Linked DNA regions of Homo sapiens: region 1 is linked to region 2. Evidence: chromatin contacts called from ENCODE Hi-C or POLR2A ChIA-PET data. All regions are on one chromosome and are shown on one strand. Each heading gives the region's core, a stretch centred on a gene start or an enhancer-like site at or near the end of the contact. The rest is flanking DNA. Distances are from core to core; before and after follow the strand shown.

Region 1 (3,432 bases), core at 858-3,357, 400 kb before region 2:
GGACATTCTTAAGAGAGATGTTTTAAGCTTGTCAAAAGGCAAAAATCACTTACTCTTTCAAAGAGAACGATAAATGAGTGTAGTGGGAAGTATAGTGGGAGGATTGCTTTGATTCCTGTCTCAGCTAGCTCACCCCTCCGAGCCTTAGCCTGGTCTGTATAAGTGAGAATAATAATACCCACATTGCACATGAGGCTTAAGGGGTTTGTAAAGCACAAGTTTAATGTCTGACACATAATAGATACTAGAAATAACAGCTAACATTTAGTAAATATTTGCTGTGTACCAAGTCATGAACTAATCTTTGGGTTGTCTGAGTAAGTAGTAGAGTTGGAACTCAAGTCCAGATCTGACTTCAGAACTCATTCTCTTAGCCACCCCCACATGCTGCTTTCCATTAACTGGGAGCTGCTCTTAACTCCCAACCACAAAAGCAGAACAGTCATCAGTTAATTGCAAGATGGAGGGTAAAGAAAATTAACTGCTTTAAATGAATCCAAGCTGGTCAAGTTACATTCCAAGGTACCGAAGAACCTGCCACTGGGATCCCTGTGTCACCGGTGGTCATCCATTAGCCACCTGAAGTCAGAGTCAGCCAGTGCTATAGAATTTGTGTGTCCTAAACTCAGCAATTTGGGGCAAAGTCTCCAATTATGTATGTAGTCATAAACAAGTGGAAAACATGAGTTATATGAACATACCATTGGGGGAGATTAATGGTGTAATAAGCTGTTCAGTAATACTAAGAAAAAATATATATGTGCATATGAAACCCGTATTGCCCAAGGACAGAACTGTAGTAATCAGTGCACTGATACAAAGTGCTACAGTGCATGGAACAGTCTCTTTGGAACTGGCTATTAGATACAAGGTCCTAATTGTGTGTGTGACAGAGTAGAAGGGTGTGTAAGGGAATAATTATATCACTTAGACATAAAAAAGAGTTAGAGTAAGGGCCTTGTTTGCTTTTTCATTGCTTTGGGCTAATTGGCATTCAGAATATTTATCCTAAACCTTTTTTGCCTTTAGAATTCAGTTCACCAAGCATAGGACCTGGTAGGTTTATACATGGAATCTCCAGTAATTGCAGTGTAAGCATCATCTTAAATGGCCTGCCATTGGAAAGTATAAGACTTGAATCAAGTTACCTAGATTTAGATATGTAGTAGCTCTAATTTATCTGGTAAGTCTCTTCACCACTAAGCTTCAGATTATCTATTTACTTATAGAGCAGGGGTCAGAGCTGTTATCAGTTATTCGGAGGATTGATCAGGGTTTGAAAATCATCATACACATATTGGTATAGTTATTTTTATTGTTAGAATTGAAAGTTCTAACATGATGAAACTACTATTTCATATCTCTTTATAATAGTCTATATCCTGCATCTCACATTAACTCCCTCAATTGAGTCATGGTACAAGTCTGGCAGGTTAGAAGGTAATGCAGATTTTAGCCTGAACTAACTGCTCTCTGGGGCCAGGTCTGCGCTTTTGTCTATCATTAGGAGGTCATTGCTGTCTTAGGCTTATGACCTTTTACAGTAGATTCAAAAGTAAAAATAAAACCAATAAAATTTGTCTTTATCTGGTTGCACTTGTCAATATAGTTGCTTTTGGAAATTCTAGAATATGACTATTTTCTGATAGGCAAATAGTTTGCTTTCTGATGGTCTGCAACATTAGAATATGATTTCAACTTCTTTCCTTTTTGTGCTTACAGGAGCAACATAGCTCCTAATGGAGTAGAACTTGACAGGCCTCAAAAAGACATGAATTTAGAAATTTGTCCAGTAATTATTTAAATTTCCAAAAGTAAAAACAAATATCTTTGTGGTGGAAGCATGCTACCCGGTACTCAATAAATATTTGCCAAGTGGATGAAAAGCTATTCTTTTACAACATAAAATATCTTGTAACTTTCTAGTGTCCTGATAAAACTTCAATAAAAAGGCAGCCTTCAGAAAATGCAGTTTATTCATCTAGATTTACTGTTAAAAATCTCATCTTTTCACTGAGCTTAACTACAGTATAACTGGAAACCATTATGTGATACTCTGGCCGCATAAGTGGGCACACAGAGAATAGCATTGTTCACCGGCACTGCTCCCCTCCAAATGGGCAAGGACTTTTGTGGGACTTGTGACATAATCTGAACAAGCACTCTCTGTGTTCGTCATCACAGATTGTCTTTTGTCCTTTACCTCCTGGAATCTGCCCAGATCTTTCCCCTCTCCTTTCTTAGGCATCTCTTGTTTGCTTCTTATTCTTGCTTGCACTGTAACTTGGAATAGTGCTTCCCAACTATGGTGCGACATACCTATGATTCATAACTTGTCTCTCAGTCTCCACATCCTCCCACAGTGTGGGGGTGGGTCTTGTGGCCCAGCCCACTACTAATTATTCCTCTGGGAACATCAACCTGATAGTAGCCATGATCTCTCATCTTTCTTCTTTGCCCACTCTTCTTGTCTACCAAAAAGGACCTACCAGGAAGTTTTCATCAATTTCTCTGACTGCCTGTAGTCAACACTGCTGTACTGTCTCCTGAAGCTCAGAGTGTATCTTCACATCACATTCCATAAATGCTTATCGAAGCCCTCCTGTGTGTCAGACACTGGGGATGTGGCAAATTATAAGACAAAAATTTCTGCCATCTTGGAGCTGGTGTTTGAGTAGGCTAAAACAGAAAACGAACAAAATGAGAATGTGAAGTGTGTAGCATCTTAGAAAAATGAAGCAGGGAAGAGGAATGGGAGTTCTGCAAGGGAGGTGGATCCAGAGGGATTTTATTTTGAATAAAATACTCAGATAAAACCTCTCTGAGATAGTGACGGCAGGCAGAGACTGGAGGGGTGTGAGGATATCTGGAGGGAGCCATGCGGATATCTGGAAGATCATTCTGGGCAGATTTTGCACCTGCAAAATCCCTGCAGCAGGAGCATCCTGTGGTGCCTGAGGAATAGTGCGGAGGCCTGTGCGGTGGGAAGAGGGAAGAGCAGGAGAGAAGGAGGAAGCGAGGGTCTGGGTGTGACCTAGGAAATGAAGGAGGTTGTTTAGGTTCTTGTGGGCTATTTATAAACTTTGGCTTTTGTTTGGAGTGAGAAGAACCCATTGGAGGGTTTTTATTATTTTTATTTTTATTTCTTTTTTTTGAGATGGAGTTTCACTCTTGTCGCCCAGGCTGGAGTGCAATGGCATGATCTCCGGTCACTGCAACCTCTGCCTCCTGGGTTCAAGCAATTCTCCAGCCTCGGCCTCCCAAGTAGATGGGATTACAAGTGCCCACCACCATGCCCAGCTAATTTTTATATTTTTAGTAGAGACGGGGTTCCACCATGTTGGCCAGGCTGGTCTCCAACTCTTGACCTCAGGTGATCCACCCACCTCGGCCTCCCAAAGTGCTGGGATTACAGGCGTGAGCCACCGCACC
Region 2 (3,733 bases), core at 496-2,995:
GTTTCACTTAAAGTTTGAGTACTTCTAAATTAGAATTTTAACTGCCATTAGGTGTTTAGTTAACAAAGCTCAATAATAACATGCCTTTCATTGAGTGCTGGGTATCCATAATATTAATACAGGGTCTCCTTTTGAATATCATTCCCTCTTAGAAATTTTACTAAGAAAAATAAGCTTGAACTTGAGAGAGAAAGGTCCATGTCAAAGCAGGACTGCAGCCTTTTACTTTTACTTTGCAGATTACACAACGGGCTTATTTTCATTCCTGTGGTCTAGAAAGAAGTTGGGTGGGAGAGGTCTTCAAAGAAAATAGTTAATTATATTTGGTAGTAGTTCCCCAAATATAAAACTTTCCAGTTTAACTTTAAATTTTTCACAGAGTGGAAGATCTCCCCACAGAGTGAATGAACACTACTGTCCTTCTAGGATGTGGTGAGAGTGTTTATCTGCACAGATGATCACACATAGGAGATGGAATTCAGGGTTTTGGCTCTAATTAGGTCTGAAATAAAAAGGAATACAATGTTAGGCACCTGAATATACACATAGGTATTTCTCCTTCATTCTTTCCCCCTCTTTTGTCTGTTTTCCTCTCATACTCTGAAAAATATAAATAAAAAAAAAAAAACCCAATCTTCATGAACTTTTTAAGCATTATGAAGAAATCCCCCAAATAAGTCCACTAACAACAGCTTACTTGGGAAAACTTTAAAGTTACCAAAGCCAAAAAGAACAACTTAATTTAAAAAATCATTGTGATCCACCATCAAATAATTAAAACTTAAATAGAACATTAGTCCATTCAGTTAGCTACATCCAAATTATCCTCTTCATCCACAGGGACCTCCATCTCCGAAGCAGCATCCCTCAGCTTTTGAACCACAAAGACCTCGACATCTTCTGGTGAGGAGAAAACGTAAATCTCTCCAGCACTACTTCAGTTTAAGCTTTGCCTGGTATAAGAGAGCATGCGCCAAACACATTTCATGTAAATTTGGCTTGACCTTTGCAAAGCCTTGTGCTGCTTTATGGGAGAGGGTGGTATTTGGTATAAAATCCAGTCTTTTCCCTTTTTGAAAATAGACCCCTTTTATTTATGATGATATTTTACTAGAGTTCAGATCGGACTGGGAAATCTTTGTAGATTTTTCTGTGAATTTGTCACAGAATGATCCTTAACTGAAATAAGCAGAAGTCAAGTTGTCAAATCATTTTGGAAATTCCCTAAGAGATAGGTACTCTAAATTACTTTCTATTATACTGTCTACCATCTGAAATATTATATACTCTAGTTTAATTCTTCACCCCAAATATTAGAATCTTAGTTTCCTTTTGCATTTCCAAAGACAATACTTCTCATTTTTCCCAGTGATTTTTTTAGCTTTTAGGCAGTTTCTTAAGTTTTAAAATTTTCATGGTATAATTTCTTACAGGACTGATAAATTTCTCTTACCTTTTTTCCCTCCCCTCTGTGGGGTGGTAGTATGTGTGCAGACTCTGCTTATATACCATTTTCTTCCTGGACAGTGACATAAAAATCCATTATAATTAAATGACTTCTGTTTTTTGTTATGACATTCATTCCATCTGAGAAACCGGTTCACATTAAAAAAAAAATCAAATTCAGATCTTCAAACGGGCGTGAAATAGTAATTTTAAATCCATTACAAACTCACTAGTCTGTGTATGCCAAACATGTTTTAACATGAATAGGTTCAGTTCATTGAAATTTATGCCTCATAGAGTATGATGAACAGCTGTGAAGATAGCTGACCTTTTGTTAGAGGTTATGGATTTGGTAACTTTTACCTTGAAATTCCCAAGTTCTTAGAGGTTTTTGCATGCATATTGGGTGTGATTTTTGCATAGTGAAAAACTCAACATACATTGATATCAGGAACATTTGCATAAATAGTAGGAAACTTATGATTAATGAAACACTCAACTCTAATCATATTTTTCTATTCCATTTTCAATGAGAGGGCTAAAACAATGAAAGAGTCTCAATGAAGTGACTTATCTTGTGGGCCTTCATTATGTGTGATGCTGTACTTAAAACTTTATAAAATTTTGTTATGACCTTGTTTCTAGTCTAACCTCTTTAGTAGCTGTATTTTCAGTCTTTTTAGAACAATTTCTAGCTTAATAGCAGTATTCAGGAATGCTCTTTATTTGATAACTAAATGTGTTCACAGAGTATTAGAATTGTAATGGTAGATTTAGTATGGTTATGAAAGGGATGTTTATAATTTCTTTAATATTAACTTTTAACGCCTAAAAGGCTGTAGTATATTTTCAGTATTACTAGAATGATCATATTATTTATTTTCTAAACAAGGACGCTTTGAGAGTGAAAAGATGTGCTATTATGACAGGACAAGAGGCCTAACCAGCACATGTGGTTACCCTAAGTATAACCCATTTAGCCATGGTTATGATGCAATTTTAAAGTTTTAGAAGGAAGTATGTTAAATCAGTAGTTCTCAATTTTGTGTGTATCAGAGTCACTTCTAAAGCTTTCTTGAAATGCACATATGATTTCAAGCCCCCAGAGATTCTGATTCACTGGGTTTATTGTGGGGCTTGGGAATCTGTTTTTTTTTGTTTCAGTTTCAGTGTTTATTCAGATGGATAATCAAGGTGAGAACCACAGATATAAACTGGTAATTCTTACTTATAAGCGAATGTAAAAAAATTTCCTTCTTTATAAGTCTGTTGGTTATAATAATTAATGTGAAAATCTACTTCATTAAATGGGGTCTATTGATCATTTCTTTGTCTGGAATAAATCAATAAATAATACATTGCTGTTATATATGTAATTAACATGTTGTGGCAAACATAAATGTTATGGGTAACATTTACTACCTAAAATGCCTTCTAGTGGCTAATTATTTGTTTTGCCTAATAGTTTCTGAGTTTTAATTTTTTTAAACTTAGGCTTTTGCACTTAAAATAGGACCATATAATATGTTCATTAACTGTGTATATCCTTTTAAAGAAGAAATAGAAACGTGATTGTTTATGTTGTTTGAAGATGGTAGTATATTCCTATTTCCTCGGAAATGGAAGACATAATTCACATTCTATAATCATATACTTAGATTACTTTGTTAACTCTTTATAACTTTGAGCTAGTGTTCTATACATTATTGAATTAATGAAATGGGTATATATGCAAAAGGAAAAGATAATTTTTTTCCAGGTTTCTTTGAGAAATAGAAAATAAAACGAGACACTAGTGGTAAATTTGGTTATCTGAAGAATTATTTGTGAGATAGATCACTGTCATGGAACAATGTTAATGCGTAATCTGCTTATAGTCTTCTGAATTAAGTTCTTCTAGGTCATATTAAGTTTTTCCCTAACTTTGAATAGGTTTTTCTTAGTAATCACCATTTTTAGTTCAGTATTTAAGTGTTCTATAAGGTCATTGTGAGGTATAAAAAGATAAATAGGCCAGGTGTGATGACTCATGCCTGTAATACCAGCACTTTGGGAGGGTGAGGCAGGAGGATTGAGGCTAGGAGTTTGAGACCAGCCTGGACAAAGTGAGACCCCTATCTCTACAAAAAAAAAAAAAAAAAAAAATTAGCCTGATGTGATGGCACACACTGTAGTCTCAGCTACTCAGCAGGCTGAGGCAGAAGGATTTCTTGAGCCCAGGAAGTCAAGGCTGCGGTGAGCCATGATCACCCACTGCACTTCAGCCTGGGCAACAGAGCGATAATGC

What was found. Hi-C counts contacts between places; a loop is a spot of excess contacts on that map. ChIA-PET counts read pairs that join two places held with the same protein, here RNA polymerase II (POLR2A). Pooled maps may share reads with other maps.
Region 1: a loop to region 2 is called in a map of naive thymus-derived CD4-positive, alpha-beta T cell, with 2.9 times the contacts of the local background. The contact joins two enhancer-like sites. A Hi-C loop is called at or near these places in 1 of 168 maps with a recorded cell type or tissue (naive thymus-derived CD4-positive, alpha-beta T cell) and 4 of 50 pooled maps. POLR2A ChIA-PET finds 5 or more read pairs at or near these places in 1 of 52 experiments (common myeloid progenitor, CD34-positive).

The regions. Positions count from the first base shown.
Region 1 is chr2:24,230,491-24,233,922 of GRCh38, reverse strand. The region is part of intron 29 of ITSN2 (intersectin 2); the gene reads left to right. Among named protein-coding and RNA genes, the nearest start is that of FAM228A, 57 kb to the right of the region's middle. Within about 2 kb of position 2,107, at least 2 of the 41 ENCODE cell types and tissues checked have a DNase peak (open chromatin) inside an H3K27ac peak, as active enhancers do.
Region 2 is chr2:23,824,968-23,828,700 of GRCh38, reverse strand. All of the region lies in intron 15 of ATAD2B (ATPase family AAA domain containing 2B), which reads left to right. Among named protein-coding and RNA genes, the nearest start is that of ATAD2B, 100 kb to the left of the region's middle. Within about 2 kb of position 1,745, at least 2 of the 41 ENCODE cell types and tissues checked have a DNase peak (open chromatin) inside an H3K27ac peak, as active enhancers do.